Linked DNA regions of Homo sapiens: region 1 is linked to region 2. Evidence: read pairs that join two places in POLR2A ChIA-PET (ENCODE). Cell type or tissue: Panc1. All regions are shown on one strand. Each heading gives the region's core, and the rest is flanking DNA. Links, peaks and the distances in the headings are about the cores only.

What was found. ChIA-PET counts read pairs that join two places held together with the same protein. Peaks named below come from ENCODE experiments on the same cell type or tissue, not always from the same donor. Only the 100,000 strongest peaks of a DNase experiment are listed, where the experiment ranks them.
Region 1: POLR2A ChIA-PET joins it to region 2 with 7 read pairs; 2 of 35 experiments call an interaction of 5 or more read pairs at or near these places.

What each region holds. Positions count from the first base shown.
Region 1 is chr13:26,384,751-26,387,670 of GRCh38, forward strand. CDK8 (cyclin dependent kinase 8) reads left to right here. Exons shown (of 13, transcript NM_001260.3): 6 at 461-592. Among named protein-coding and RNA genes, the nearest start is that of CDK8, 130 kb to the left of the region's middle. In Panc1, for the core only: no CTCF peak of the experiment used is centred there; a DNase peak (open chromatin) is centred at 1,491.
Region 2 is chr13:26,231,696-26,234,615 of GRCh38, forward strand. It overlaps the pseudogene THAP12P6. Among named protein-coding and RNA genes, the nearest start is that of RNF6, 11 kb to the left of the region's middle. In Panc1, for the core only: no CTCF peak of the experiment used is centred there; no DNase peak of the experiment used is centred there.

The DNA.
Region 1 (2,920 bases), core at 138-2,637, 150 kb after region 2:
GGGAAATAATGGTGTTAAAATATTGCATAGTCAGCTTCTGATTAATTATACCAGTGAACAGGCTTGTTGATGGAAATAATGGAAAGCCTTACTCTAACTGATCCCATTTCCTGGTGCTTGTGACCAGTACTAAGAATGGAAATGCAGCTCAACAACCCTGTCCCTAACGGTGGGGTGACACATGGAAAGAAAAATCTGCCCAGAGAAGCAAGGTCACCCCTGACCTCAGGCAGCAGAGCTTGACTATAACCCCATTGAAGAACTGGGTAACAGTAATTTGAAGAGAATGGAGCTTTCAAACTTGCTTTATGTAAGACTTCTAAAATGGATGTTTTGTGGGTTTCTTCCCCTAGAATTGAGCACATTTTTCATCTTACTGAATAAGATGGTAAATTAGACTAATTGGTTAGATTTGTAAAAATCATTTACTTAGCATGATTTTTTTTTTATTATTTTACAGCTGACATGGGCTTTGCCCGATTATTTAATTCACCTTTGAAGCCTTTAGCAGATTTGGATCCAGTGGTTGTTACATTCTGGTACCGAGCCCCTGAACTACTTCTTGGAGCAAGGCATTATACCAAAGCTATTGGTGAGTAGAACTAATTAAAATTCCATGAGTTTTTAAAAGTTTCTTTAAAAGACACACATTCCTATATATTTTTAAATTAAGTAGTATAGCAAATTATAAAAGTAAGAGCAGACTGAGTGTGATGGCTCATGCCTGTAATCCAAGCACTTTGGGAGGCGGAGGCAGCTGGATCACTTGAGTCCAGTAGTTTTGAGACCAGCCTGGGCAAAATAGTGAGACGTTGTCTCTACAAAAATTTTTAAAAATTAGCCGGGCATGGTGGTGTGCACCTGTAGTCCCAGCTACTCGGGAGGCTGAGCTGGGAGGATCGCTTGAGCCTGGTAGGCAAAGGTTGCAATGAGTCATGATCGCACCACTCTACTCCAGCCTAGGCGACGGGGAGACACTGTCTCAAAAAATATAAATAAATAAAAAATAAAAGTAAGAGCAAGGCCTAACCCAACATTCTACTACCTAGAAATACTATCAGTAGCAATAGGGGTATATCATTCCACATACTTCTCTCTGCATAGAAAGATATCAAAAATCTTTGTAATTAAATGGGATCATATTATGCATTCTATTTAAAATTTTATATTTAATTTATAAAACTACAATTTTGAAGTCCTTTAACTTAAGACAAATGTTTCTTTTACCAAAAGAAATACTAACTTCTAAAAGAGCCCCCTAAAATTAAAGGAAAGACATTATGAAAAACAATTTAGCACTTTAGGACATTTTAATCCACTTTTCTGTTTTTGATAATATCAGTTACCTCCCTATTATAAAGAATGAGGAAATTAGTGCTCTTACACTTCTTCCCCTACCAACCTCTCAATCTATAAGCAGAATTAGTAATATCTTCATCACTTTGTCAATGTTGACATTGTTTTGTTTGCTAACCATAGTTCCCACAGTTGTTTATACTTAAGTTGTGCATTTAATGCTCAGCTGCTAGGCCTTTCACCATCGCTTGTCCATTACTCAAACCTGATTCTGCTTCATTCTCTTTGGTTGCATTATCATCAAGTAGTTTTTTTGTGTGTGCTTTACCTTTCTTCTTTTCTTTATTTTGTGTCTTTATGGTTTCCTTAACTTGTTCTGTATCCTCCAGGATGGTATTAAACCCACTTTTCCTTTACTGGGTAACTGCATCCTGAGGTTTTCTATTTTGGATTGGTTGGTCTCCAGGCATATTCTACCACTTCATCCTGCCTTTTCCCTTTTTTATTCCTCTGGGTTAGATCTATTGCTTTCTGGATTTCATGATTTCATTTCTTATTTTGCTACAGTATGTTCTCATGTAAATTCCTTTGGAACTGTATCTTAGAGGTAAATTTTCTAGTTCTTGTATTTCTGAAAAATGCTGGTCGGTATCATACTTGCTAGCTTGCCAGGGTTTACAATTCTAGGTACAAAAGAATTTTCCTCTCAGAACTTGGATGACACCCCTCCATTGCCTTCTAGTGTCAATATTGCTAATGAAGTCTCCTGCCTGTCTTGTTCCCAGTCATTGGTAGATCACCTGGGTTTTTTCTTTCTAGAAACAAAAAGGATTTCTCATCCTTGTATTTCACAGTGATATGCTGACCACTTGGTGGGCACACTCAATCTGAAGTTCATATCTTGTATCTGTGGGAAATTCTCTTGTGTAGTCCTTTGATTTCCTCCTCAATGTTTTCTGTTTCTCTCTTTCCTCAACTCAGTGTCGTCAGATGTTAAATTTCTTGGATTAATCCTTTATACTACTTTTTTCTCATGTTTTTCTGCCTTTGTCATATCCATTTCTAAAAACCTCTTCTTGTTCTCTGATTACTTTTTCATAGTATCTTGTATTTTTTAATAGAAAGAAAAGCCTACTATCTGTGAAGACAATGATAACATTGCTGATTTGTTTGTATTTTGCAGTATTCCCAGAATAATTATCTGTGTTTTCTTTACAGTCACTCTTTTCATTGTATGTTTTGATCTCTCCCTTCCATGTAGCAAGCATTCTTCAACTGTTTGGTGACCCTTGAGTGTCTCTTTGTATTTAAAAATCAGGTTACTAAAACTGCTTGAGAACTTTGTATAAATCATGGGGCTTATAGAGTGAGAACTTTAGGGTGATACAGCAGAGAGCCACCGTTGCCTGGGGTAACCTCTAAATGCCAGAAGGCGCAGGTCTTTCCTCTGAAGCCAAAGTCTTCAGGGAAGAGTCCTCCAACTTTTGGCCCATGCTGTATGTACCTGGCAGCCCCAGGGTGATGATAGAGAGTAGGGAGGAGGATCAGCTCCTCCTGTTCAAATACAGACTTTGTAGCTGGTATTCCCAAGAACAAAATCTTCGCAGCATTGTAGGGGAAAAGT
Region 2 (2,920 bases), core at 168-2,667:
CAATGAGATATAGCCTTATTGCACAGTTCAGAGTCCCACCCTACCCTTGCAGGGCTCTGCCTTTAATGAAGGAGATCTGCTTTGACTGAACATTAAGCCTTCACTGTAGTTCTTTGTTACAGAAAAATGTTGGGCTGTCCTGCAGCTGCAGGTGATGAGAGTCTCTTGCAATGCTGTCTAGCAGGCCCTCTGTCTCTCACACTGCACTTTTCATTCATGATTAGCTGACCTGAGCCTGTCATTTCCTCTCTTAAGCACATAATCGGTGACCAGCAGCAGCCATCCAATTCTACGGTCCCTTCAATTACTATTTTCCAATATCTCCACAATGCCAGGGACATAGCACCAGCCACTGCATTCCCTTTCACCCGCATCATATTCCAGCCCACCACAGGTGAAAGGCAGCCTGGGCAGGTAGGCTGGGAACTGATGATACTCCACCAAGGTCTAATGATCCATTGTCTAGTAGATGATCCAACTCCAGAAGTCCATCCTGCTTCCTGAAACTCCTCTGGCACTAACTATCTTAGTTGGGACTACCTGGAAACTGGGCCTGAGTCAGTGATTTATCATGAAGTACTCTTCAGGAGAGACCTTTCAGTAGGGAGGGAGGAAGAACAGGGAAGGGGAAAGAGCTGAACAAGAATTTGCCAAAGACTAGCCTGAGCTTAGGCCTTTTATTTGGAAAAACCTACCCAATCTCCCTTTGCCTGGCTAACTCTTTTAGGAGTCATAGCTCTTATAGCTCCTTTTGGACAAGATTCGCTGACCTCATCGGCCTTGGCTAGGTTTTCTGTCTATGTGATCTTACAGTAACCTGCAGTAACCTGTATCTTTCATTTATCAGATGGTATTATAATTTCCTTTCTACTTTCTACTTGTTTAAGGAAAGGAATTTTCCAAAATACATACAGTACTCCCCTCTCTAAGGATCTCAGTATGCCTTAGGGTGAGGGGAGGGATAGGAAAGGATACATATGTACTCACACATACATACACAAATATACACTTTTAACTTCCCAGGTGATTATATTATATTTGCAGCCCTACCCTAAACCCTTTAATATTTACTAGCCCAGTGGTTTTCAATGTTGGCTACATATTAGGATCCTCTAAGGAGCTGTTAAAACTACTGATGCATGGGCCTGATTCCCAAAACATGCAGAATTGATTGGTCAGGTATGGGGCCTGGGCATCAGTGATTTTTAAATTTTTATTTATTTTTTGAAATGGGGTTTTGCTTTTGTTGCCCAGGCTGGGTGCAATGGTGTGATCTTGGCTCACTGCAACCTCCACCTCCCAGGTTCAAGCGATTCTCCTGCCTCAGCCTCCCAAGTAGCTGGGATTACAGGCGCCTGCCACCATACCCGGTTAATTTTTGTATTTTTAGTAGAGATGGGGTTTCATCATGTCGCCCAGGCTGGTCTCAAACTCTTGACCTCAGGTGATCCACCCACCTTGGCCTCTCAAAGTGCTGGGATTACAGGCATAAGCCACTGTGCCCGGCCATCAGTGATTTTTTTTAAAAAAAGCTCCCAGATTATTCTAATATGCAGTTGAGATTGAGAACCACTGGACAAGACTATGATGTCCATGGTGGTAGATTTTTCGTCTTACTCCTCTAGATATTTCCAGGGCCTGCCTCAGTATTTGTAGTAGGCAGATAATAAATATGGAATAAATGAATAAGTGATTGTAAAAGGTAGAGAGATAAGTGCATTTTTCCCTCATGATGTCATAAGCTGACATTTAATATCAAGTCATATTTATAAATATAATTGACCTGAGCTAATTTTTCACTTTAGTGATCACAAACATCCCTGAGAGTATGACCCACAGGGAACACTCCCGTGGTCTCAAATAGCTTCAGGTAAGATCCCAGACACTCCTCAACTTTCCTGGCTTTCAGCTTTCAAAAGTAATTATCTCTGCCTTGTGTACATTAAATGGAGGTCAAAAGTTACCAAACTAGGAGCCGGGCAGGGTGGCTCATGCCTGTAATCCCAGCACTTTTGGAGGCCGAGGTGGGCGCATCACCTGAGGCTAGGAGTTCAAGACCAGCCTGGCCAACATGGTGAAACCCTGTCTCTACTAAAAATACAAAAAAATAGCCATAGCCAGGCATGGTTGTGGGTGCCTGTAATCCCAGCTACTTGGGAAACTGAGGCAGGAGAATTGCTTGAACTCGGTAGGCAGAGGTTGCAGTGAGCTGAGATTGTGCCACTGCACTCCAGCCTGGGCGACAAAAACGAAACTCTGTCTCAAAAAAAAAAAAAAAAAAGTTACCAAACCAGGACTAGGAGCAGTGGCTCACAGCTGTAATCCTAGTACTTTGGGAGGCCGAGGCGAGAGGATTACTTCAGCCCAGAAGTTCAAGACCAGCCTGGGCAACATAGTGAGACCCCCATCTCTATTTATTTTTAAAAAAAAAAGTTACCAAACTAGTTTTAGCTTCTCTTTTGGTGCACAAGCCCTGCAGAGCTGGCCGTGCTACCTCCCGAGGCAGTGTGGGGCCACAGTGCAGAACTTCTGTGGTGTCCCCACCTGTATGCGGAAGAGCACATGGTCCAACTTGGTCTTCTTCAGGTTCCCACAGGATCCATCCAGATGCGCAAAGTAGGTGGAGAAATGTCGGAGAGCAGACCTATTAGATAAAACATCTAATTAATTAAATACACATTCTCAATTAGGTGCCAACCATTTCTGAGTCCTCTACCATCTGTAGAGCTAGTCTTAATAGAAAATCTTTGAGATAATGCAATCCCAGCAATATTTGATCTTTTTTTTGAGACAGAGTGTTGCTCAGTCACTCAGGCTGGAATGCAGTGGCATGATCTTGGCTTACTGCAACCTCCACCTCCCGGGTTCAAGCGATTCTCCTGCCTCAGCCTCCTGAATAGCTTGGATTACAGGAGCATGC